4 separate regions of the Homo sapiens genome follow, and all the other regions are linked to region 1. A link is a contact called in ENCODE POLR2A ChIA-PET data. All regions are on one chromosome and are shown on one strand. The core of a region is the stretch at or near the end of the contact, and the rest is flanking DNA. Distances in the headings are between cores, read along the strand shown. Region 1 holds the start of BCLAF1 (BCL2 associated transcription factor 1). Region 2 holds the start of PNRC1 (proline rich nuclear receptor coactivator 1). Region 3 holds the start of PHIP (PHIP subunit of CUL4-Ring ligase complex). Region 4 holds the start of AMD1 (adenosylmethionine decarboxylase 1).

The links. ChIA-PET counts read pairs that join two places held with the same protein, here RNA polymerase II (POLR2A).
Region 2: POLR2A ChIA-PET joins it to region 1 with 10 read pairs in CD4-positive, alpha-beta T cell. The contact joins the promoter of PNRC1 here to the promoter of BCLAF1 in region 1. POLR2A ChIA-PET finds 5 or more read pairs at or near these places in 2 of 52 experiments (CD4-positive, alpha-beta T cell and CD8-positive, alpha-beta T cell).
Region 3: POLR2A ChIA-PET joins it to region 1 with 11 read pairs in CD4-positive, alpha-beta T cell. The contact joins the promoter of PHIP here to the promoter of BCLAF1 in region 1. POLR2A ChIA-PET finds 5 or more read pairs at or near these places in 3 of 52 experiments (CD4-positive, alpha-beta T cell, CD4-positive, alpha-beta memory T cell and CD8-positive, alpha-beta T cell).
Region 4: POLR2A ChIA-PET joins it to region 1 with 11 read pairs in CD4-positive, alpha-beta T cell. The contact joins the promoter of AMD1 here to the promoter of BCLAF1 in region 1. POLR2A ChIA-PET finds 5 or more read pairs at or near these places in 2 of 52 experiments (CD4-positive, alpha-beta T cell and naive thymus-derived CD4-positive, alpha-beta T cell).

The regions. Positions count from the first base shown.
Region 1 is chr6:136,288,406-136,291,105 of GRCh38, forward strand. It overlaps BCLAF1 (BCL2 associated transcription factor 1), which reads right to left and starts at 1,441. Exons shown (of 13, transcript NM_014739.3): 1 at 1,308-1,441. LOC124901408 (a long non-coding RNA gene) reads left to right here and starts at 1,609. Exons shown (of 4, transcript XR_007059784.1): 1 at 1,609-1,752. RefSeq lists enhancers at 235-831, 357-476, 832-1,428, 847-966, 913-2,112 and 2 more.
Region 2 is chr6:89,079,421-89,082,120 of GRCh38, forward strand. PNRC1 (proline rich nuclear receptor coactivator 1) reads left to right here and starts at 1,331. Exons shown (of 2, transcript NM_006813.3): 1 at 1,331-2,014. The coding sequence starts at 1,475. PNRC1-DT (PNRC1 divergent transcript) reads right to left here and starts at 1,160. Exons shown (of 1, transcript NR_187250.1): 1 at 742-1,160. RefSeq lists enhancers at 436-525, 2,044-2,700 and silencers at 956-1,165, 1,216-1,365, 1,756-2,135.
Region 3 is chr6:79,076,928-79,079,627 of GRCh38, forward strand. PHIP (PHIP subunit of CUL4-Ring ligase complex) reads right to left here and starts at 1,327. Exons shown (of 40, transcript NM_017934.7): 1 at 1,102-1,327; 2 at 928-986; 3 at 773-802; 4 at 521-580. The coding sequence starts at 1,141. LOC124901346 (a long non-coding RNA gene) reads left to right here. Exons shown (of 2, transcript XR_007059652.1): 2 at 1-339. RefSeq lists silencers at 46-545, 1,045-1,214, 1,345-1,584 and an enhancer at 1,705-1,754.
Region 4 is chr6:110,873,501-110,876,200 of GRCh38, forward strand. It overlaps AMD1 (adenosylmethionine decarboxylase 1), which reads left to right and starts at 1,285. Exons shown (of 9, transcript NM_001634.6): 1 at 1,285-1,715. The coding sequence starts at 1,606. RefSeq lists enhancers at 1,707-2,422, 2,423-2,700 and silencers at 1,860-2,109, 2,170-2,239, 2,270-2,459.

The DNA.
Region 1 (2,700 bases), core at 191-2,690:
AAAAATACAAAAGCCTTGTAGCAGTTTTTCCTACGTAAAGGTTATTTACTGCCTGAACAGTATCCTAACCATTCCAACTAAAGTCGAACTGAAATGAGAATTCACAAGAGGAACAAGAAATTTTGTTTTGCTTTGTAACACCAAAAAATTTAAAAGAGGCTGTTGCAGTGAGGTACAAGTCTGAAGTAGCTCATCTTTTTCGTCAGTGTTAGCCACACTTGCTTTCAACTTCAGTCTTAATTTGTTTCCAGTTCTAAAATGCTTTTTAAAAAAGTCTGAGGTAGCAAAGTAGCTGCTGGTACTTCAGCTTGATTCTGAAGAAATAAATCTTAAAAGCGAATCAAGCCAACTCATGAATTTAAAATGAAGGCAAAGTCCAATTCGCCACTCCCACCCATTTCTCACACCAGCTGTCCACCAATCGTGGCTGCAACATTTCTGACACGACTAAATGGGCTGAATCACTTGAAAAGACTCGGCTTCGCTAGTACTCATGAAGAACCGCACTTTCAGCCGGATGGGGCAGGGCCACGCTCAGAACCACCAGCTAAGACCCAATCCTCTCGCTAGGGAACCGTAACTAGGCAACCAGCACCAGTCAACAGCGCGCGCTCGCTTCAAAACAGCAGGTTGCCGCGGGTACCGAAATTAACTCCAGAGAACCAGGGTCAGCAGCGAGAGGCAGAACAGAGCACTAAAACCTAGTAGCATCACAAAAACGAGGCATTAACTGACGGGTGGTCTGAAGCCGGAGGGCAGTTTTAAAGACCACGCGAAAAGGGGTAGACCTACTCAACGCACTTTGCTGCGGGTCACAGTTATTTTCTCAAAACCCCACAGGCCACGAAGAAAGGTGGCAGTCCCAGCCAATGAGAGGCGGACACAAGTTGCACCTCCAGCGGCCGTCGGCGCCATAGGCGGGGGAGAGAAAAATGAACGAGCGCGCGTGCGCGGAGCGTTCAGTCGGGCGCGCGCAGAGGTACGGGCTGAAGAAATGGGGGAAGGGTGGAAGAGGAAGATATGCGCACGCGCACGGGAGGCCGCGCGGGCTGTGGGTCTCCAGGCAGGTTCGCAAACACGCGCGCGCCCGCCGTTAGCACTGCTCAGCGCCCCCGCCCGGCCTTTTCGGCCCGTAGTGCCTCGAAAACCTGAGAGAAGCTAACGAAAAAACGCATAAATAACGGCGCAACGTCTCCTTGGTTCTCCTTTCGCCGCCAACCCGACACCACCCACAAAAGAGTCAAAAATATGGCCTGTCCTCGGTCTTCACTGCCCCTGGAGTAACTTGAATACATTGCGAGGCCTACCTGACACGCCGAATCGCGGTTCCGGGAATTTATCTCCGTTGCAACCACACAGCGGCCATTTCCCGACTCAAGAACGCGAGGAAAACCATAGAGCTACCTTCGACGCGCTAGCACGTCTCCGTCACTTCCGATCTGGGGCGTGGCCTCGGGTGCCGCTAAATATGCGGGCAAGCCCCGCCCACCCTTCCGCTCCGGTCCGGCTTCCTGGCTGCTATTAAGATGTTGCCTGCGGCCTTCTGGGAAGTCGCGTGGCTGGTCTCGCGGGAAGATGTGACGGCTCCGCCCTCTGGCCCGTAGCGTCAGCCTTGGCCGGAGAGGCGGTAGAGTAGGGTGGGTGTTTTGTCAGGCCTGAGTTAGCTTCGCCATACGGCGCTTTTCGCTGGTGTCTCTGCCTCGTTCTGAGTAGACCCCCTAGACCTCACCGCCGCCCCTGCGTTTTACCTCAGTAAGCTCGTCTGGTCTGTTCTTTCTGTGGGGCCGGCTCAGACCAGGCAAAAAACAAAAAGACAATCCCACACTGAGGAAAAGACCAGGAGGCAAGACGTGGCTGTAATTGCAGACACGCTGCTCCCTCAGCCAGCAAGCGCCACTTTTCCTCTTGGACGCCTAACTGGAGATTAGAAAATGTGGCTTTTGGTTTGCTATTAAATTCGGCAGACGCACTTAGTTGAAAAATGGCCACGATCTAAATCCCTTTCGTGGCGTCTGATCAAATCGGAGCTCAAGCCGCAGCAGCCGGAAACCTCTTAGGCTGCTCGTGCCAAAGAAGGCCGCCCTTCTGGCGGCGTGATGACAGCTTTACCACATCGGCAACGTTGGCATAGGCATGAAAAAATAAAGAGCACGAAGCAGTTGAGCTTTCAGCCTGTGACGATGATTTGTGGCAGCCGAGGAACACAGCCCAACGTAGCTTGGTTGTCCAGAATTATAAGTCAGATTATAAATAGGCAAGCCACATTCGATTTGAATAGAATTTAAATAACAGCCGTAGCACATTTTGCATTAATACTTCTCCGGGCTGCACTTTCTTAGGGCCTAAAACCGCTATTGCTTTGATGTTTAGAGATGTTAACTACCTTGATGGATTTCAGACTTGTAATTAGCAACCAGGGTGTCAGTGAGTGAATCGAAACTAGGATTGGGCCCTGGTTGTGAATTTAACACTGTGCTTAGAGCATTCTTTCTTCACAGTCCAGTTTACCAGCTGAACTAGAAAAACGACAACATTTTCATGGAGTGAATCGTAGGTTTTTTATTGTACAGTCTGTCCCTCACCCCATTACCACCTCAGGATGTGGACACAGAAATCCTTGGCCTTTTTGTTGTGCCCTGATGTCCCAAGCATTCGCAGGTTCTCAGAAATATTTGTTGAGTGAATGAACTATATTTAAAA
Region 2 (2,700 bases), core at 81-2,580, about 47 Mb before region 1:
CCAGGACCATAGATTCAAGCTGCCCTGAATATACACTCGGATTAGCAAGTTACAAGTAGGTTTTTAAAGGAAAAGAGGCAGCTCCTAAATTGTTTACCAATTTACATTAAAATATCGTGGGCTCTTGACTAGCTATACATTGTTCTTTGTATCTTAAATTTCAGAAACTTAAAGATAATGCGTAGGCAGCTAATCAGGAACAAAATGCCTTTAAACAATTGCCCCAGGCATTAGTAGTGAAAGGAAGAGAATGACAGCCTGCCTACTTCGCAGAGCTGAGGTCTGATCTATTTTTCTTAGTACCTATTCGTAAGGGTTGTTGTGAGGTTAAAGTGAGACAATCTATGTAAAGAACAGTTCCTGGAACATAAATGCTTGATAAATTATGGCCACAATTCTTTTTTGTGGTTGAGCAGTGCGGGGAGATCGCGAAAAATTTCTATTTACGCGCAGCTAACAAAATACTCTATGTTGCAGAGCTGTTTCACTTTCTCCCTTTGAGACGCAAGCCGGCTTGCCGCCTCCTCAAGTAACCAGGCACAATGTTCTGATCCCAAAGTCTCACAATCCTTCAAGTATGAAATCAGTAAAAACTCCAACTTCCATTTATGGATTTACGGAGAACTTTTTATACATCGAGGGGCTAATTCAATCAGTAAGTCACTTTGATTTTTACTCTGATCACCGAGACTAATAAGCAGCGATGCCGAACCAAGTAAATGAAAGAATCGTGAGCCATACTTCAGTAGATAAAATTTAAATGTAGACTGATTTTCTTCACGATTGCTAGGGAAGAAATCCTTACAGCGTACTTAGAAATCTTTGTTTTAAAATGATAACGCTGTTATGTTGGGCTGAAAATAAAACGGATACTTCCCCAAGGTCAGCAGCGGAGGAGGCAACCGTGGCCTTGCCAAAGTCATCCCCTCTTCCCAGCCCCCGTTCTTCCTGCCGCCCTCCCCCTGCCCCCTCCCTTCCCCACCCCCATCAACAAACTCCGCCGGGACATTTCAGTACCACCACTCCCTAGCCCGGCGAAGCGCAGGGGCGTGCTGGGGAGGAGTAAAGAGGGTGGGGCGGAAACCCAATTTCATTGTTCGCGGGACCGATTCTTCCCAAAAGAGCTCGCTGGCAGCGCCTGCGCAGTGCGCCCTCTTTGTGCCAGGCTGCAGCAAGCTGGTTGTTTGTGTGTGTCTACCCGAAGCTGCGGAGGCGGAGCGAGGGGGCGTGGCCTGCCTTGTCGCACTCTAATTGGGCTTTCGCAGGAAAGTGGGCGGGCGCGGGGCGGAGCTTCCGATAACAACACTCGGAGCTGGGGCTGTGGCTATTTGTTGCTGCGCCGCCACCGCCCGAGTCATGTTCCGCGATCTTCTCAGGCTCTCCTAGCAGCATCCATCGCCGCCACCCTATCTTCACTGGCTTCATTCACCTTCTCCTTCTCTCTTCGTTGCTGAGCGACAAGCTTCCTAGCGCTATGACTGTCGTCTCCGTCCCGCAGCGGGAGCCGCTCGTCCTGGGTGGCCGCCTTGCGCCGCTTGGCTTTTCCTCCCGAGGTTACTTTGGGGCCCTCCCGATGGTGACCACGGCTCCGCCTCCTTTACCCCGGATCCCGGACCCCCGGGCACTGCCCCCGACCCTCTTCCTCCCTCATTTCCTAGGGGGAGATGGCCCGTGTCTGACCCCCCAGCCTCGCGCTCCAGCAGCTCTGCCCAACCGCAGCCTCGCCGTGGCGGGAGGCACTCCTCGGGCAGCGCCGAAGAAGCGGCGAAAGAAGAAGGTGCGGGCCAGCCCCGCAGGGCAGCTGCCCAGCCGCTTCCACCAGTACCAGCAGCACCGGCCGAGTCTGGAGGGCGGCCGGAGCCCCGCGACCGGCCCGAGCGGAGCGCAGGAGGTCCCGGGCCCGGCCGCCGCCTTGGCCCCGAGTCCTGCAGCCGCAGCCGGCACGGAGGGAGCCAGCCCCGACCTTGCCCCGCTGCGGCCCGCGGCTCCCGGCCAAACCCCCCTCAGGAAAGAGGTGAGGCCGCCAGGGGGCCGTTGGGGAGTCGGGCCCTTAGACGGTCGCGGCCGAGCTCTGGGGCTGCAGACCCTGCACCCGGGGGGTCGGGCGGGTGGGGGCGGGGTGGGGGGGGCGGCTGTTTACTCGGGAGGGAAGTTTCCGTGACGCCCGCTCCATTCTTGCTTTGGGGGAAGAAGGGGGAAGGGGAGGCATGCGCTGGCGCTTCTGATTGGCTCCCAGGAGTCGGCCAATGAGAAGCGCCGCTGCGCCCCAGCAACAGCCCCGATTTAGAAGGCTGGCGGCGTTCCAGGGGGTTTCGGCGTTCCGGGCGCGCGGCGGGGTGGGGGCAGGGACAGGGCCCGCGGGAGGGCTGACGTCAGCGCGCGCTACGTGCCCGGCGCTCCGGCGCCCATGAAGGAGGCGAGGCCGGGTGGGGGCAGCTGGGGAAGGACTGGGCCCGGCTTTCGGCCTCCCGGCTATCGGGAGCCCCAGTCCTAGTCGGTGAAACGCGGAGACGGCCTCTAACGTCCCGCCGTAGGGGGTGGAGTGGGCTCCGAGCGGCTGGGTTTCGTTTGGTTGGAGTTGTGCCAAAATGTGAGGTGCCCGGTGTGGGACGCGCAGTCCAGTTGGGGCTCTGCCCGCCTCGGGCCTGACCTACTTAGTGGTTCCAAGTTAAGAGTTGGCAGGAGCCGCACAAAACTGAT
Region 3 (2,700 bases), core at 77-2,576, about 57 Mb before region 1:
AAAAAATAATGTCTTGCCACGGTACCGCAGCGGCTGGATAGCCTGCTTGTGAAATGCTAATGCCACTTCGGAGCAGTTAGTCACCAGCTATTGTGTAGGGCAGGAGAAAGCCGAGCCGGCCGCGCGTGCAGAGCGAGCAAGCGAACGAGCGAGCGCGCTCTCCCTCTTCGCGCCGCTCCCGCCGCCGCCGACTCTCGCGCGCCCCCGCGCCCGCACGGACGCGCGCGCCGGCCCCTCCTCCTCCGGCCTTGCACTGCACAACACTCATGACGTATCTTTATTTCTAGCACATTAACAAAATATCACAAATAAATTGTCCGCAGCCCCTGCGGCCCCGAAGTACGAGTACCCCCGGCCACTGGCCCCCGCAGACCCCGCGCCGGCCTCCCAACCCTCCCCATGGCCTTTGGAGCTTTCACGTTCTAGGGCCAAGTTTTTGTCTCTGTAAAAAATTGCGGGAAATTCAATTTTTATTCGACTCAGGGAAAAGTTTCTTTGCTCTGCGACGTGAATGTCTCACCAGATTCTGGTAGGTCCTGGGATGCTCCTTCCCGGTCCAGTCGGTGCGCCGGGGCAGCAGCTGCGGGGAGAGGACACCCCGTGAGCCCGGCCCCCGGCCCCTACCCGCCCGCTCCCCTCCCCCGCCCGCCCCGCGCCCCGGCGGGGACCCCGAGCCCCGCGCCCCGCGCCCTGCCGGCGGCGGCAGCGGCGGCGCAGCGGCCCAGAGGCGGCCGCGCGGCGGCGGGACGCGCCGGGCCGCCGCCGCCCTTACCTCCTTCTCGGCCACCTCGCGGATCAGCACCTGCAACAACAAAGCGGGGAGAGCTGAGCCCCGCGCCCCGGGCCGCGGCCCCGCCGCCGCCGCCTCCCTCCCCCACGCCCGCGAGCGGCGAGCGCCGGCCCGGCCCGCGCCGCGCGCCGCCGTACCTGAGCCGCCTGCTGACAGGGTCCATCTTCCAGGAACCGGGCGATGAGGAAGTAGAGCTCTGCGCGGGAGAGAGGGACGGGGAGACACACAGGCTGAGCGGTCGGGCGGCGGGGGGCGGGGGACCGCGGGCGGAATCGCCCGGTGCCAGCGGCCCCGGCAGCCCCCCGACTTACCCGATCGCAGCTCCGAGAGGCCTTTCCTCTCACAAGACATGTTTATGGGTCACTTCAGGGCCGCCGACGGGACACCCCGCCGCCGAGGGGAAGCGGGGACGGTGCCGCCGCCTGCCCTATAGCTGTCAGTGTGTGTTCACGAGCCGAGCTTCGGCTCCACCATTCAAGCAACGGCGGCGGAGGCGGAGGAGGAGGAGGAGGAAACAACAACTCTCAGGCAGCGACTACGGCCGTGGCCGCCTCCGCCGCGGATCCCTCCGCCGCAGAAAGGAGTCCGCCGCCTTCGCGGCCCAGGGCTCGGCCCCGGCTCTGGCCCGCGCCCCCGCCCCCCGGCGCTAAAAAAGGAGTGCCTCCGACCCCTCGTCCCCAGCGCTCCGCACGCGGCACAGTGAGACCCCCACCCGCTCCTCCCCGCAGGGCGTGCGATTTATTTATTTATTTCCAGTCGGAGAAGATGTCGGAGCCCAAGCCGCCGGTTGGCTGGAAGGCGCTTTCTCTGTGGAGGCCGATAGTGGCAGGGAGGGGGCCGGGGACGGTTCCGCGGAGGGATCTGACGCACACGGAGCCGCAGCACAGGCTCTATTCAGCGGCGCTGGCTGGAGCTGAGATGGAAGTTAGTTTCTATGTAGCAGAAATATGAAACAAATGAAGCAAAACTGCCCAGAGAGGGGAAATGCCCCAAGGATGGGTCTCACTCACGCGCGTACACAGACACACACGCAGAGAGCACTCTCACGCTGGGCAAGCTCGGGATCGCGCTACCCTTCCCGAGTTGAATGATAGTGTTTGGTTTCTGTCTCTTGCCATGTGCATGTGTATAAATGCTGCGGATTGGCATCTGTGTAAGTCTTGTCCTGCGTTATTTCTGCAGCCTATGCAAGTGTTGTGTAATTTATTGGAGTGCTGTATATTGCAATAGAGGTTTGGGCTGCTTTTTGTTAAGCACTTGCGTTTTGCAAACCCGTTATTTGCTGAAGCCACCTCTGCATATTTCTTTTATTACTGCCATTGCCTTTGGCGTACGTTTTTTAAATGTTTTTTATTGTTAAACGGGCAAAGCGAACTCTTGATTTGTACTTCAGATACTCTTTTTCCTTATTACAAAAAGGCTAGTGATGGCTAATTAGGTATTTGGAATTAAAGAACCTTAAAGCTTTTTTAAGTGTTTACGAGAAGGGAGAATGTAAACCTGAGGGAAAGGAAAGGACGCTAATATTCATGTCTAACTGATCTGGAGGTAATTTAGTGACAGATCGATAACCTGCCTAAGGATATTGAAAGAGTATACTACAGTTTAGCCAAGGTGAATAGTGATTAAATAATTTAAATAATCTGTGTATCTTGCAGTTGACTTCGTCATGCTAATTAATGGCTTCTAATTTGAGATGTAAACCATTCCTGTTTACAGTTAATCACGGGAAGACTTCTTGAAAACTGACGAAAAGGAGAAAAAAAAATCTTTCGTAAATTAGTATGTAATTACCGATTTTATATGCTAAATCATACATCTGTGTTTTGCTGATGAGGATAAGGGCCTTGTTTTTAAAAAAACGAATATGGGTGAAATTAATGGAAACAATAGAAAAAGCCATTTGTTAG
Region 4 (2,700 bases), core at 35-2,534, about 25 Mb before region 1:
AAACCATGTCTTTTTCAGTGGATTTTTCATGTTGACATCATCTTATTTCACTTTGGGGAAAGTTTTTTTCTAAGGATGATAGCGAAAAGTCCTTTTGTCTTGTGACAATAGCAATTTTTATGTCAGCTTGGGTTTTTTTCCTCCCATATTCCCAAGTAAAAGTAATAACTTTGTTACCAGTTTTGCCATCTGAGGTTAAACTGTTTGACCATGGCTTGACGACTATTTTATACTTAACACTTATAAAATATTAGACTGATAGTTATTTAAGTTACCACCAGTGATAGCTCTGGAATCCCTGTTTTATTAATTTCCAGGTAAATCCTTCTTAAGCACATGGGAAGATAGCACTGTAAATTTTGGGGGGTAAGGAGAACCTCCATCAATTAATACATCAGCTTGATAAAATTCAAAGAAAAACATGATCAAATAAGTTCAGATTATATTTAACACATTCAGTTTCTAGAAGTAGTTTTGCTGAATAAATTCCCACCAGTTGAGCTAATGGAGCAACGGAGCTGCCAGTGCTTCCCGGAGGCTGCTGTGCTCAGCCAATTCGGAGGCATGGCGAGCCACACGGTGGGAGGTGGGTAAAGCCGGGGCCCTCCAAGGCTGGGCGCCACGTTGCTTTTCTCTTCTGAAATAGGAAGACAATGCTTCTGGCTATTGTATAAACCAGCCGAGGACTGCTTTCATTCGCACATCAGCCAAGGCGTGAGCAGAATTAAAGCGCCTTCTAATTCGACCCCTGGCAACGTGCGCGTCACGGACAAATGTTTAGTTTTAACGCCTGGCTGCGTTCGCCTTGGGAAAACACACTTTTAAGAATGGCCAAGTACCTCAGCAGTCGCGGTGAACTGCACAAGATCAAAACCACCACGCCAACCCAGCGCTGGCCACCGTCCCCGCTGAACCCCGCCAACACCCCTAAGGACCCACCCATGTTTTCTGCTAATCATTTTTTTTTTCTAAACAGCTCTGCACAGCCTTTCCTCATTCCGTTCCCGCTCTCCCCACCCACTCTGCGTTCGATCCGAGGTTTCTAGTCCCCAGCTGGACATCACAGCACCAACTCCCACTCAGGAGCCGGCCAGAGCCCGAGCCGCAGCGCAGTGGGCAGCTCCCCGCGCTCTCCGCCAGGCCCTCGGCCAGCCAGCCGCCACTCGGCCGCGAGTGATTGACAGGCGGCAGCAGCTATAGGCCGTGGAGGTGGGACGATGCGTCACTTCCTGGTCTTTTGGGGGGAGCCGGGATATATAAGGGCGGTGCTCACGCAGCGCTCTCGCTTACACAGTATGGCCGGCGACATTAGCTAGCGCTCGCTCTACTCTCTCTAACGGGAAAGCAGCGGAATACAAGAGACTGAACTGTATCTGCCTCTATTTCCAAAAGACTCACGTTCAACTTTCGCTCACACAAAGCCGGGAAAATTTTATTAGTCCTTTTTTTAAAAAAAGTTAATATAAAATTATAGCAAAAAAAAAAAGGAACCTGAACTTTAGTAACACAGCTGGAACAATCCGCAGCGGCGGCGGCAGCGGCGGGAGAAGAGGTTTAATTTAGTTGATTTTCTGTGGTTGTTGGTTGTTCGCTAGTCTCACGGTGATGGAAGCTGCACATTTTTTCGAAGGGACCGAGAAGCTGCTGGAGGTTTGGTTCTCCCGGCAGCAGCCCGACGCAAACCAAGGATCTGGGGATCTTCGCACTATCCCAAGGTGGGTCCCCGGGGCGCTCGCTGACATCCGGGCCTGGGGGCTGTCGCCGCCGCCGAGGCACCAGCCACGGGTGGAGCCCGAGTTCCCTCAGCTTTCAGTTGGGGGCAAGTCTGCGGCCTGGGGTCGCTTCGGCGGCCTTGGAAGGTGCGCGGTTTGGGGGAGAGCGGCCATGTCCACGCGGGCCGGAGCCGGCTTCTCCCGCCGTGGTTGCCGCGCCTGGCATTGCCCTGGGGGAGGGGAGGAGGCCGGCGCGGCCGCGTGCTCAGGTAACGTCCCGCGCTGGGCGGCGGGCGGCGCGGCCCGGGGTGGTTTTGCGGCCCGCGCCTCCCGACATTTCCCTCCGTAGTAGTTGGCGGCAGGGGCCCCAGGTGGGGGTCGGGGGCGCCTGCGCGGGTTGCCTCCGGCAGGTGTGGCTCGGCGGGCTTAGTCAGGCGCTAATTCGGGCGTGCCGGCTTCGGGGAATGGAGGGCGGGAGCGGCGCTTGTTCTTGCCTCGGGCGCGGATAGGAGGGGCCCTCCCGGCCTTGTCTGAGGGGCTGGCGAAGAGGCCTCCCACCCGCGGCGGCCGCGGGCAGCATGTGGCGTTCGGGCGGCGGGGATTGGGCGGGAGCAGTTATGTCGCAGTGGCGGGGCCCCACCGCTCCCCTAACATGCTCTGCGCCAGAGCCTTTTCGGGGCGGCTGGGCAGACGGCGCAGTCCCCGGGGCCGCCCTCGACACGGCCGCTGAGGCCGCTGGGGGCTGCTCCCCAATCTCTTGACCTTGGGTTGTGTAACCTGCTACGGAGCCGGCGGAGCGGGGCGGGAGAGGTGCGGGTGGAGGGAGGCCCGCCTGCCCCAGGACATAATGCCTCTAATGCCTTAAGCTTGAGCAAAGGAATCTGGGGCCCACTCCCACTGCGGGCCGTCACGCGAGAGATACTTGGGCTGACCGCGCCGAAGAGGCGTTTTAGTTGGTATTGCTGTGGAAATCCATGCTTATATAAAA